Linked DNA regions of Homo sapiens: regions 2 and 3 are each linked to region 1. Evidence: chromatin contacts called from ENCODE Hi-C data. All regions are on one chromosome and are shown on one strand. Each heading gives the region's core, a stretch centred on a gene start or an enhancer-like site at or near the end of the contact. The rest is flanking DNA. Distances are from core to core; before and after follow the strand shown. Region 1 holds the start of ANKS6 (ankyrin repeat and sterile alpha motif domain containing 6). Region 2 holds the start of ANP32B (acidic nuclear phosphoprotein 32 family member B). Region 3 overlaps PTCSC2 (papillary thyroid carcinoma susceptibility candidate 2).

Region 1 (4,016 bases), core at 112-2,611:
AAGAACATGTGGTACAGAGCCAGATGTGATGGCTCACACCTGTAATCCTGGCACTTTGGGAGGCCACAGCAGGTGAATCACTTGAGCTCAGGACTTTGAGACCAGCCGGACAACATGGTAAAACCCTTTCTCAACCAAAAATACAAAAAATTAGCCGGGTGTGGTGGCACTTGCCTGCAGTCCTAGCTACTCGGTAGGCTGAGGTGGGAGGATTGCTTGAGCCTGGGAGGCAGAGGTTGTGGTGAGTAGAGATTGCACCATTGCACTCCAGCCTGGATGACAGAGCAAGACCCTGTCAAAAGAGAGAGAGAGAGAGAGAGAGAGAGGGAGAAAGGGAGGGAGGGAGGGAGGAAGGAAGGGGGATAGGGAGGGAGGGAGGGAAGAGAGGGAAGGAATGAAAGAAATGTGGTGCATATACACGATAGAATATGATGGAATACTACGGAATACTATGCAGCCATAAGAATGAACGAAATCATGCCCTTTGCAGCAACATGGATAAAGCTGGAGGCCATTATCCTAAGCGACCTAAAAAGAACAGAAAACCAAATACTGCATGTTCTCACTTATAAGTGGGAGCTAAACATTGAGTACACATGGACACAAAGATGGGAACAACAAACGCTGGGGATCGCTAGGCCAGGGAGGGATGGAGGGGACTCTGGGCTGAAGAACCTCTTGGTGGGTATTATGCTTACTGCCTGGGTGACGGGATCGTTGGGACCACAAGCTTCAGCGTCGCGCAATTTACCCATGTAACAATTTACCCATGTAACAAACCTGTACCCTTTAATCTATAATAATAGTTGAAATAAAAGGTGGGGGAGAGAGAGAGAACAGGAGGCGCTTTTAGCCCCAGCAGCCTGGCCCAGATGAAGGAGCGACATTAAGGGCACCGCAGGACACTGTGAGGAAACAATCCGTTCGTTCCTTAATTCAGCCGCTTCCTTATTCTAGAAGGGCAGGTTCAGTGCCAGGGGCTGCGGTGGGGTCAGCGGAGCCCGCTAGTAAAGTCAAGGCCCACGCAGCTGCGGACTCAGACCCGGGCCCAGGGCCCTGACCACAGCGTGAAGAGGGGATGGCGTGGCCGCTCCCACCTCTGCCCTGACAGGAAGTTTCTGGAGCCCCGGGACAGGGCGGCGAGAGGGCGCCGAAGAGGCAAAAGGGAACACGCGGGTCTGCGGCGGGCGCTCCTCTGAGCGTCCCTGGACTCCCGAATACGGGCACTGGAGGTGCGCAGCCCCGGCCCTAGCGCGCTCCCGGCACACAGCAGGCGCGCGGCCCTAGCCCCGGCGCGCTCCCGGCACACAGTAGGCGCGCGGCGCGGGCGGGTGGCCGGAAGGGGGCGCCTGCGGGCGGTATCCGGGGGCGGAGCCGACGCGGCCGGCGGGGCGGACGGGAGCGGGCCGCGCGTGGCGGCGGCGATGGGCGAGGGCGGGCTGCCCCCGGCCTTCCAGCTGCTGCTGCGCGCGTGTGACCAGGGCGACACGGAGACGGCGCGGCGGCTGCTGGAGCCGGGGGCGGCGGAGCCAGCCGAGCGCGGCGCGGAGCCGGAGGCGGGCGCGGAGCCGGCGGGGGCCGAGGTGGCCGGGCCCGGGGCCGCAGCGGCGGGGGCAGTCGGGGCTCCGGTGCCCGTGGATTGCTCGGACGAGGCGGGCAACACCGCACTGCAGTTCGCCGCGGCCGGGGGCCACGAACCGCTGGTGCGCTTCCTGCTGCGCCGCGGTGCCTCGGTCAACAGCCGCAACCACTACGGCTGGAGCGCGCTCATGCAGGCGGCCAGGTGAGGCGGCGGGGCCCGGGGGCCCGGGACCAGAGTGGTGCCCGGCGCTGGCCCGAGACGCGGTCCCCGGCGGCCGGATGCCCCGGGAGGTGAAGAGTTAAGGACTCCTTAGAGTTGGAATGGTAAACTTTGAGTAGTCTTTTGTAAACTTTGAGCATAGACGTGGAAACACTTTTGAATTAACATAAAATCAGATTCTTAGAAATTTTGGCCTTTCAGAATAGAATCTGGAGACAGCGAATAGAATTGTAGAGACTTAGAACCTTAGAGATTTAATTCATTTCTTATTGCAGTAAGAGTTTCCTCAGAACCTGCCTTCCCTTCCTGGCTTGGCGTTGAGGGTGCTGCGAGACCCAGGCAGAGTCCCCACCCAGGGCATTGGTGGGCAGGCCAGGCAAAGGAACGAGCTTGACCGGAAAGGTTTGAGTAGCTGTGGGGCAGGTGACCCATTTTGGAGACGTGGGGGAAGGTTTCTGGTAGAAAAGATGTTTATATCCACGTGGAGACCTGCGGATACCTGAGAATTAGCCAGGACATTACAAGTGGGCTGTGGGAAGGCATGATGGGAGGCCCATGCAAAGGCTTGGGTGCACGAGCTGGTAGGACTGGTAGAATGAGGTATGCGTAGAATGTATGAGTAGAATGATGTACTAGTCCTCCCTGGAGAGAAGGCAGATGCCAGGGAGTTGGGGGAGTGTGGGAGCTGAGAAACGCTAGCTATCCTAGGGTGCTAGGGAGTCATGGAAGGTGCTAGGGAGTCATGGAAGGTTCTAGGCAGAATGAGTGACAGGATGAGAGTTACGTTTTGGAAAAATTACTTTCCTTGAAGTGTGAGAATAGATTAGATACTCTAGGGTAAGCTAGAGTCAAAAAGGCTGGTTAGGTAGAGTTTGCTGCAGTCTGAGTGAGAGGTGATGGTGGCCTAGACCAGAATGGAGACAGCGGAGGGAGGGCACCCAGATGAATTTGTGATATATTCAGGGAGTAGATCAGCAGGAGTTGACGACTGGCCCTTGGGGAGGGGTTAAGAGAGACAGCAAGGATGGCATCTAGAGATCTGGCTTCTGTGAAGCCTGCCATGATATCTCCCTGTTCTCTGGTCCCTCCGCAGCAGAAAGGCCTCTGTGGTAGCATCCATCACACCATGTTAATGCTGACTGGCTTCCTCAGTACCCAAACCTGGCCACACATCAGAATCACCAGGATGCTTGTCTAAGTGCAGATTCCTGAGTTCCTTTTCTGGAGATTGTGATTTAGAAGGCCCAGGGCAGTGAGGGGAGTAAGAGACAGGGACTCTGTGTGAGAAGAGGCTCCCCAGTGATTCTCTTGTATGGTAGGTTTGGGAGCCACTGATGTGTTATGTGTGTCTCATCTCTGCAATCCACCAAGTGCGTGCACAGGGGCCCTGGTGAGCCCCCTGAGGAATTTACTGAGTGAGGTTTGTGACTACAGCACTGACATGCCTCAGAGTGTCTCAGAGACCCCAGATCATCAGTTTTAACCAAGTTCTGCAGGATAGTCTTGAGCCTGGGTATTTTAAAATGTGCTGTTCCTCAGTTGGTGTGACACCGACTCTATATTCAGGTAGCATCTCTGCCTGTGTTGAGTTGTGCTCCAGCTTTCTGCTGCGTAATTCATAAGAAAAGGTCAAGTTGAGGAGTAGTATATATGGAAGACTTCCAGAAGGATGTACAGTGTGTCTGTCCCTCACATCGGGGTAGGCAAATGAATGGCCTGTGTGCTGACACCTTCCAGCCTTGTGCTCTTCTTCCTTGGATCTGGATACGCCCCCAGAATCCTGCTCAAAACCACACCCCTGGCAGCCACCACGCTGGGTCTGAGCAAGCATCTATTTATCGTCCCAGCTCTCTGTGTGGATCAGGCCAGACTATTAGACACCCTGTGCCTTTGGTCTTTTGTGGGTGTTTTAGTATTAGAAATGGTGACCTTAGTGTTTTTTCCTGTTCTTTTTTTTTTTTTTTTTGAGACGGAGTCTCGCTCTGTCACCAGGCTGGAGTGCAGTGGCGTGATCTCGACTCACTGCAACCTCCGCCTCCTGGGTTCAAGCGATTCTCCTGTCTCAGCCTCCGGAGTAGCTGGGATTACAGTCACGTGCCACCACGCCCAGCTACTTTTTGTATTTTTAGTAGAGACCGGGTTTCACTGTGTTGGCCAGGCTGGTCTCAATCTCCTGATTTCGTGAAACGCCCACCTCGGCCTCCCAAAGTGCTGC
Region 2 (4,506 bases), core at 1,228-3,727, 810 kb after region 1:
AGAAAAATGAACACCTGTAGATATACATGTGTTTTTAAAGCAATATTACTTCATATATGAAAACATCCTCTAAGGGGAACAGCAGACCAACTGTGTTTCCCAGAGGGAACACTACTCTTGAGAATTTTAAAAGACCTTTAGTTTGAGCATATCCTAAAGAATTCAAATTCTAGATTTTAACGCATTTCTGAAGACCCACGTGTGTACTTCTCTTGCGGGCACTTTGGCTAATTTTAGCTACTCCATATTCTACGGATTTGCAATTACGCCGCAATGGAAAAGTCTGGAATAAACACCTTCTCAAGCCAAGAAAGCCTCTCAAGTTTTGAGGCGCGAGCTGGGCGATAGGCTAGCACGTGGCGGGCACAAAATGTCTGACGGAAGGTCGGAAGAACGCACGCCCGCGACCCTCCATCTCGCAACCCCCGGAGCGGCCCACCCTCGCGGGCCCTCCGGGAAGGACAGCGCCGTGCGGTGGAGCCCGGCCCGCCCCGCGTTAGTGGTGACCTCAAAGACTAGAGAGCAAGGATTTAAAATGTCGAGCACACCAGGTAAACCCTGGTCGACGAATTCCCACAAGTTCGCGACTTGTTAACCACAGCCACCTGAGGGCACGAAACCTGGCCGCTCGCTTAGCCCAGAGCGGGTCGGGAGGCCCCGCGGGGCCGCCCTCCGCGGGAAAGCCACTGGCCCGCTGGGGCACCCGGCCGCGGCGCTAACTGGCCCGCGCCGGTCCGCGGCGGGGGGGGGGCTCGCGACGGCGGGCAGCCGCGCTAAACCCGGGAGACGAATGGGGCAATTCCCACAGGTCGGACCCACGCCCACGCAGCCGCGCCGCAAGAGGGCCGCCCTCAGGCCCCTACAGCCCGCAAGGCGCGCGGCCGACCGCACCAGGCCGCTCTCAAGCACGTGGGAGGCCAGAGGCCGCCCGGCCCACGAGCCGAGCCGAAGCCCGCCCAAAATCCCGCGCGCCCGGCGCGGGGCGGGGGCGGCCGCCTGCCGTTGCCCTTTTAAGAAGGGGGAGGGGGTCGGCAGCGCGCCCGCGACGGGATGAGTCGGCGGCGGCCGCGGCGCGCGGCTCCCGCCAGTGGGAGCCAAGCCCCGGCGGGGCGGGGGGAAACAGACCGAGGGCTCGGCGCGGGAAGAGGCGGCCGCCAGCCAGCGCCGAGGGCGGGCGGGCAAGGCCAAGCTCGTGGGCCGGCTCACCAGGCGCAGGGAGACGGGCACCCGCCAACATGGCGCTGCGGCGGCCTGTGGCGCGCCCCGGCTGGCGTGAAGAGCCGCCGCCCGCCCACACGGAGGGGCCAGCCTCCCGGGGCAAGGGCAGGGGCCCCGGGCGCCGCCGCCGCGGCACAGGGGGAAGGGCGAGGCCGTCGCCACAACGGTTGGCCTTGGTCGACCCGGGCTGCCCCTGGGAGGCAGGAGTGGGCAAGGCCGAGGGCGAAGAGGGAGCGAGAGAACGGGGGAGAAAGTTTTATTTTTGGGCTTGAAAAATGGCGGGAACCACGTCCTTTTTTCAAACTTGGCCTCGGGAGGGGCGGCGGTTGCGCCACCTCCGCCGCCCTGGCCCGCCCCTCCCCCGCTCCGCGCGCCGGGCCGCGCCCGCCCAGGCCTCCAGGCGCCCGAGGGGGCTTCTCGCTCCCTTCAAAAGAAAAAAGCCCCCTCCTCGCCCCACGACTGCTGACCTCGGCCGGGCCGGCGCCCACGGCGAGCTCCGGCCACAAGAGCCCCCGTCCCGCCCCACCCGCGCCCCTTCCCCGGCCGGCCCGGGGCGCGCGGAGCCCGGCCTGGCCCAGGCGGGGATGGCCGCGCAGCTCCTCGGCAGGCCGGGCCTCCGCCCGGCCGCGCATCCCGGGAGGCTGCAAACATGGCTCCCAGCGTTACACAACCCCCGCCTCCCTCTCTCGCCGCCGGCCACTTGCACACGCGCTCCCTCAGGGGAAAGACCCCGGCGGGCGAAGCGCTCAAAGTTTGCTTTCCCCCACACCGCTGCCTCCCCCCGGCCGCCCCAGGGGCCCGCGGGCGGCAAAGAGTTAATCCTCGCGCGCTCGCTCCCCCCTCCGCGCCCGCCCGCCTTCCCCGTCCGAGCCCACGAGCTGCGCTCTTCCCCGCGCCGGGGCCGGCGAACCCTCAGCCCGGGCCCCGCAGGTGGCCACCATTACATGCAAGTCATCGGGGGAGAGGGCACCCAGAGGGGTCTCTGCTTACAGCTGCCGGGGTCCGGTTCCTCAGCTCCAGGTGGATCCTCCTCTTCATGTCCATGTTCCCCTCTTCCCCCCTCTTCAAACTTAACTTTCCGCGGCGGGGGCGGAGGGGGGAGAGGCGTCCCGGCTTGCGCAGCGAGGGCCGTCGGAAGGGTTTGCTAGCGGCGGAGGCCGGCGGCGCGGTCCTGGGTGGCGGGCGGCGTGCGGGCAGGCGAGCGGAGCCCCCGGAGCCAAGTTACTCACGGGAGCGGAGAGAAACCATGGAGGGAAAAGGGGGCTGGAGCGCAGCGCTGGGCTCACTACCGCCGCCCCCGGCCGCGGCCTGCACTGCGCTTAAACCGGCGACGCGGCGCGGCAGCTGCTCGGCTCCACTCGGCCCCGCGCGGCGCTGCTCGGCTCGGCGGCCGCGGCTGCACCAAGGCGGGGCGGGGAGACTCGCGGCGGGCGGGGCGGAGGCTGGGGAAAGGCGCAGCCCGAATAGAGGAGCGACTTCCTCCCTCTCTCCGATTGCACGTGGGGCGGCTGATGTAAGACCTTTCTCGTGGGTGGGGGGGCTTCCCCGCCCCCCGGCCCCCGCCGCGCTGAGACTCCTTCTACCTCCGGCCCCACGTCGTCGCGCCCGGAGCTGGGCTTGCGGCCCGGGCTGGGAGGTTCGCGGGAAGGGTTGGTGGGAAGCTTTGCAGTCCGGCTGCGGGGGTCCCTAAAACCCAGTCCATCCGGGGAGGCTCACGGGGGCGGCCCGACGCCCGCGGAGGCGCGAGATGTGAAGAAGCCGGGGACAGGCTTTGACGTTCACCTTTTGCCTGCCACACAGTCTGGGGCCAACAGGCCGAACCCCGCTGCCTCCTTGGCAGACTGGCGTCCGTAGTGCCGCCGAGGATCCCCCCCGTCGGGACGGAATCGCGGCCGACCGGCCCTGGCAGGGCAGCTGGGGTCGCTTGCTAAGCCACAGAGCAGCCGAGCATCCCCACCCTGTTCAGGAGAGTCTCCCTCGGTTTTCTAACATTTTAATAGGAGCTAGAGAAGGAAACGATTAGCATTTCTAATAGGGCCTCAGGGTTTCCCCGCAGACTTTTTTTTTTAATCTCATTTATTCCTTAGGGCACCCCTGTGAAGTGTGTAAATTCTTGGTGGTCTAAGTTTCGCTGAAACCTGGCAGGCAGCCTTTGTCATGGTCTGGCCCAAAGGGTCCCAGGGGTTAGAGCACCAGATCGGGATGAGTGTTGTGCTTTGCAGAACACCGGGGAATGACGTTATATTCAGCGTACAATAAGTAAATACATAATGTGTCAAATCAAATACAATCTAAGAAGATCGTACTGACAAGAAGCACCAAAAACTAAGAACAATTTGTTAAAGAAAAACTTGAAATTCTATGTATTAACATGAAGTTTTATGGAAGTTAAGAAAGTGCCCCCTTTCCTATTTTACCTAAGTTTTAGTGGCAAACAACCCAAATTTAGTTGTAAACCAATTATATATCAGCTTTTAAAATACTGAGTGAGTTAACATTTGAAGATGAAAGTTTTAGAAGGAATATGGGAAAAGAAAAACTTTCTGGTAGTAGTTCCCTGACTCCGTTTGTAGTCTCAGCAGACGTCTTTATGACAAGGGAAAATGGAGACAGATGTTCTCAGGGTTACAAAAGGTCTGTAACTAAGGTTATGAGAACCACAGGGCTATGCAATGAGGGCTTTTACCAAACAAAACAAAACAAAACAAAAAATCGGTTTCATGAGCCAACAAGCGATTATTGAGGATCTGCTTTAAGGGGCTTGATATTATTTCTCTAATTCTCAGACAACTTTCTGAAGTAGGTGATAATTTAATCATTTTACAGATGAGGAGCTCAGGAATCTTAAGCTGCACGTCCAGCAAGAAGCAGAGCTAGGATTTACACCCAGATAGGTCTGACTCCACAGCCCACCATCTTGTGCTACATCATCAGTCTGGCTAGAGTGGAGTCATAGCATGGTGGGGGGCTACTTTGGTGCTGTAGGTTGGGAACAGTTGCAGAGGGCTTTTAATACCAAACAGCATGCAAGTGTCCTCGTGCAGGAAAAGGGGGGATGGTGCTGAAGGAGTCTTAAACGTGGTAGCTCTGTGCTAGAGAGTGGTAACCTGATGGCTCCCGGAGGAGGTGGTATTAATCCTTAGCATCAGGGCAAATCTTGAGACTCTGTCCTCTCTTTATGGCCAACTGGAGGGTATGAAGGACTCTTTCCCTAGGGTACATAGCTCACAGGATAGATGTGTGTTTTATAGTATTAAGCCACAAAGTAATTAATAAACATAGCCACAA
Region 3 (4,067 bases), core at 479-2,978, 990 kb after region 1:
AGGTATATCCCTCACACTTTCCAAGGGTCACCTTATTATTTTAATCCTCCCAACAGATTGGTGAAGTGGGAACCATCATACTCTAACTTCTCCTTTTTTTTTTTTTTTTTTTTTTTTTTTTGAGACGGAGTCTCCCTCTATTGCCCAGGTTGGAGTGCAGTGGCGCAATCTGGATTCACTTCAACCTCTGCCTCCTGAGTTCAAGCGATTCTCCTGCCTCAGCCTCCCGAGTAGCTGGGACTACAGGAGCGTGCCACCATGCCCGGCTAGTTTTTTTGTATTTTTAGTAGAGACGGGGTTTCACCATATTGGCCAGGCTGGTCTCAAACTCCTGACCTTGTGATCCGCTCGCCTCGGCCTCCCAAAGTGTTGGGATTACAGGCGTGAGCCACCGCGCCCAGCCACTTCTCCTTTTTTAATTTAACATTTTTTATTTTGGATGACGGGTATTTATTATTTTTATATAATTCTTTGAGTCTTTTTGTCCTGCATACTTTCAAGGTTTAAAAAGGGGAAGGAGGAAAGCAGGGACTCTCAGGCCAGATCCAAAGAGTGGCTCCCCTATGGAACTGTCTTTGGGCACCCCAGACTTGAGCCTGAGCAAGTGACTAGCTCTGCTTCCTTCCCAAGGTTGGACTACAATCTCAAAGTGTTGGTGTAGAATGAGGCCCCACTGCAAGTGGCTGCCCCCAGGACCAAGCTTACCTGCCCTCCTCTTGCCTCAGTTCCTTACTTGTTGGTTGGGACAGCAACACCACCTTAAAGCCCTGGGGAGGACTGGCCTCAAAGGCTCAAAGAAGGTGCTGGGTGACTGCAGCTCCTGTCAGACCTCCCTGGGTTGTGTGTGCACCTGTGTGTATGTAGTGTGATGTATGTGTATATGTGTGTGCCTATGTGTGTATGTGTGATCACACTTCTAGGGATCCTGGTGTAAGGTCAGGATACCCTGTCCCACTCCATCCCTCTCTAACAGCAGCTCCAAGGACCATGGCCCCAGGAACTAGGCACAAGTGACAGGAGACACTTGCTATGTCTAAACCCAGTGCACCCTCAGCCCGGCCTCGCCTTTTCAAGGACGGCTAGCACAGGCCATCATCCTGGCCCACGATGAAGGTGAGCATCAAACTCCAATTTCTGAAGAGGAAACTGAAGACCAGAGAGGGGAGGTAAACATCCCAAAGTCACCAGCAAGTCAGTGGGAGACACAACTTTAACCCTAGTTTTGACTGGCAGTCTGTGGGCATCGAGGCCACCATTCCATGTACCTAATGTGTGTCTGGCAGTGTTCCAGGCCTCACCTGCATCATTTCTAATCCTCTCAACCAGAGGATCAGAGAGGTGGCGTTTTTACCCCTAGTACACAGAGGAGGCGCTTGGGGTTCAGAGGCACGTGTGGAACTAGACCGACGCCACTCACCCCAGCAGGTGGCCAAGCGGGATGGGAGCGCGGGTCTCCCCATCCCCAGCGGTGACGGGCGGCGGCTCTTTCCTGAAGAATGGGGCGGCGTCCGCAACGGGAACCGCTGGAGGCGCTCCCCGGGACCCTGGCCCGCCCTCGCCCCCGCGCATGCCTGGCCGCTGAGGCGTGAGAGCCGCCGCCCGGGGCCTCCCCCCGCGCGCCTTGCACAACCGGCCCAGGTAAGTGCTGCGTCTCTGGGCAATTATCGCCCTCCCGCCGCCGGGGCTGGCCGCGCACAGGGCCCACGGCCAAGGCACTCGCAGCCACCCAAGGAGAGCTGCACGGTCTACGACGGCCGCCAGCGCGCGCGATTTCACAAGGCCCGGGAGCGGGGACGGGGCGGGGCGGCGGGGGCGGTGACGTCACGCGCAGCCACGCCCCGCGGTTGCCCCGCCCCCGCGCTGGGCCGGGCCTGGGGAGGAAGCGATGCGAGGCCACCTGTCCACCTGCGCCGCTTCGTCCTTCCTCCTCCTCCTCCCTGTCAGCTGTTTTTCTTTCTTCCCATCTCCCATCTCTTCCTTTTTATCCCTCTCATTCCTCCCTCTTTCCGTCCGTTTCCTTCTCCCTTCCCCATCTCCTTCCTTTTAATTTTCCTTTTCTCCTCCCTCCCGCCTTCCTTCTCTCTGCTTCCTTTCTCTTCCTCCCTCCCTCCTTCTCTTCCGCCTGCTTCCTTTCTTTCTCCTCTCTCTCCTTTCTTCCTTTCCTCCTCTCCTTTTTCTTTTTCTTTTATTTTCTTTCTTTCTTTTTTTTCTGAGACGGAGTCTCCCTCTGTCGCCCAGGCTGGAGGGCAATGGCGCGATCTCGGCTCACTGCAACCTCCGCCTCCCGGGTTGAAGCGATTCTCCTGCCTCAGCCTCCCGAGTAGCTGGGATTACAGGCTCCCGCCACCACGCCCGGCTAATTTTTTTGTGTTTTTAGTAGAGAAGGGGTTTCACCATGTTGGCCAAGCTGGTCTTGAACTCCTGACCTCGTGATCCACCTGCCTTGGCCTCCCAAAGTGCTGGAATTACAGGCGTGAGCCACCACGCCCGGCCTCATTTCTTTTAAACATGTATTTTAATATTTTTAATTGTTGTGGAGAACATGTCACATGAAATTTACCATCTTAACCATTTTAAGTGTGCAGTTCAGTAGTGTTAGCTGTATTCACATTGTTGTGCAGCAGAGCTCTAGAACTTTTTCATCTTGCAAAACAGACTTTATACCAATTAAACAACTCCCCATCCCACCGCCCCTCCTAACCATTATTCTACTTTGTGTTTCTTCTGTTCTTTTTCCCTTTTGGGGCCTTTGTTTCTTTTCCTTTATCTCTCCCTTTTCTTCCCCTCCCTCTCTCCTTCTCTCACTTCTATAAAACCTAATGGCCCCGCTGCCTGGGCAGCCCTCTCCGGCCTCTGCCTGGACTGGGCCAGTGGGCCTGTCAGCAAGGCTGTTAGAGTTTGGTGAATCATCATTCTTACCTGATGTGTCAGGGCCAGTGGGAGGCCCCTGGAAGCCTCACTTGGCTTTTCACTGGTAGGCAAACACGTCCAGCAAGAAACTTCTGCCAGGAAGAGTTAATTAGGAGAGAGGCCCCGACTCCCCCAGAGTAAGAGGGTCGGCCTGGGAACCCCTCTCTTCCCTGGGCCTTCTCCAGCCCTGGGGCTCCCCTTCTAGACGGTAGAAGACAGCCACGATGATGCTGATGGGGGTGATAACTTGGACTGACACAAAACGCGTTTCTATAGACATTATCTCATTCTTGTTCTCACAATAATCCTAGGAGGTAGGTGTTATCATTCCCATTTTACAGCTGAGGAAACCAAGCCTCAGAATTCTAAGTGAAGGGATTTGCCTATGGCCACAAAGCTGCTCAGCTGCAGAGTTGGGAAGCTGGGGGACGCAGGTTTGTATCACAAAAGCAGGAAAAATGTGGCTAGATCAGAGTGCAAAACACTACAAAAATGATTTGCTCCTTCGTCTGTGTTCCCATAGTGCTTTGTTTAGACTCCTGGTTGTGGACTGTACCTGATGGGTTTCTCCATCAGCTGGGCATAGACAAGGGATATTGAATGAACAAGTGGTAGAGGTATCTGATAGCATGCATAGCAAGTGAAAAGGAAGAACGTTGGTTTCTAGGCAGCTAAGAGACTTTTTTTTTTTTTTGAGACAGAGTTTCGCTCTTGTTACCCAGGCTGGAGTGCAATGGCGCGATTTCAGCTCACGGCAACCTCTGCCAGTTAAGAGACTTTTTAATCAAATAGAGCTGCCACCCAGATGTCCTTGGGGTTTCTGGAATTTTGGCCGTCCATACTGGGAATGTATTGAGAGAATAAGGTGTGGCTGGAGTTGCAGTTCTCCCACTTTTTCTGGGTAGGACCTCTGGTTCATGGGACAGTTCACATTCTTTGAGCAAGTTCTGTTTCAATCTCTTTGCAATATGTTGGTGTGGAAATAATTTTTAGTATCACAGGTAATCGTGGAAGATAGTTAATGTTCACCAATTATCCAATTCTCTTTTACTTCTAAGTATGTGGATGCATATACTCTTCTGTCCCCTTGAAATAAAGCATGGTCATGTGACTATTTTTGGCTGATAAATGTGATTAAAAGGAGTTGTTCCTATCTT

The links. Hi-C counts contacts between places; a loop is a spot of excess contacts on that map. Pooled maps may share reads with other maps.
Region 2: a map of CD8-positive, alpha-beta T cell shows a loop between it and region 1 (10-fold over the local background). The contact joins the promoter of ANP32B here to the promoter of ANKS6 in region 1. A Hi-C loop is called at or near these places in 4 of 168 maps with a recorded cell type or tissue (CD8-positive, alpha-beta T cell, ascending aorta, gastrocnemius medialis and 1 more) and 18 of 50 pooled maps.
Region 3: a loop to region 1 is called in a map of CD8-positive, alpha-beta T cell, with 7 times the contacts of the local background. The contact joins the enhancer-like site here to the promoter of ANKS6 in region 1. A Hi-C loop is called at or near these places in 2 of 168 maps with a recorded cell type or tissue (CD4-positive, alpha-beta T cell and CD8-positive, alpha-beta T cell) and 4 of 50 pooled maps.

The regions. Positions count from the first base shown.
Region 1 is chr9:98,793,900-98,797,915 of GRCh38, reverse strand. It overlaps ANKS6 (ankyrin repeat and sterile alpha motif domain containing 6), which reads left to right and starts at 1,361. Exons shown (of 15, transcript NM_173551.5): 1 at 1,361-1,783. The coding sequence starts at 1,425. RefSeq lists enhancers at 1,097-1,597, 1,598-2,098 and a silencer at 1,219-1,838.
Region 2 is chr9:97,981,312-97,985,817 of GRCh38, reverse strand. ANP32B (acidic nuclear phosphoprotein 32 family member B) reads right to left here and starts at 2,477. Exons shown (of 7, transcript NM_006401.3): 1 at 2,209-2,477. The coding sequence starts at 2,262. All of the region lies in intron 2 of LOC124902226 (a long non-coding RNA gene), which reads left to right. It overlaps LOC124902225 (a long non-coding RNA gene), which reads right to left and starts at 382. Exons shown (of 2, transcript XR_007061685.1): 1 at 297-382. RefSeq lists silencers at 1,148-1,377, 1,408-1,457, 1,468-1,667, 1,738-1,817, 2,008-2,097 and 2 more and an enhancer at 1,725-2,607.
Region 3 is chr9:97,801,297-97,805,363 of GRCh38, reverse strand. It overlaps PTCSC2 (papillary thyroid carcinoma susceptibility candidate 2), which reads left to right. Exons shown (of 11, transcript NR_147055.1): 5 at 974-1,113. Among named protein-coding and RNA genes, the nearest start is that of PTCSC2, 50 kb to the left of the region's middle. RefSeq lists a silencer at 1,394-1,963. Within about 2 kb of position 1,728, at least 15 of the 41 ENCODE cell types and tissues checked have a DNase peak (open chromatin) inside an H3K27ac peak, as active enhancers do.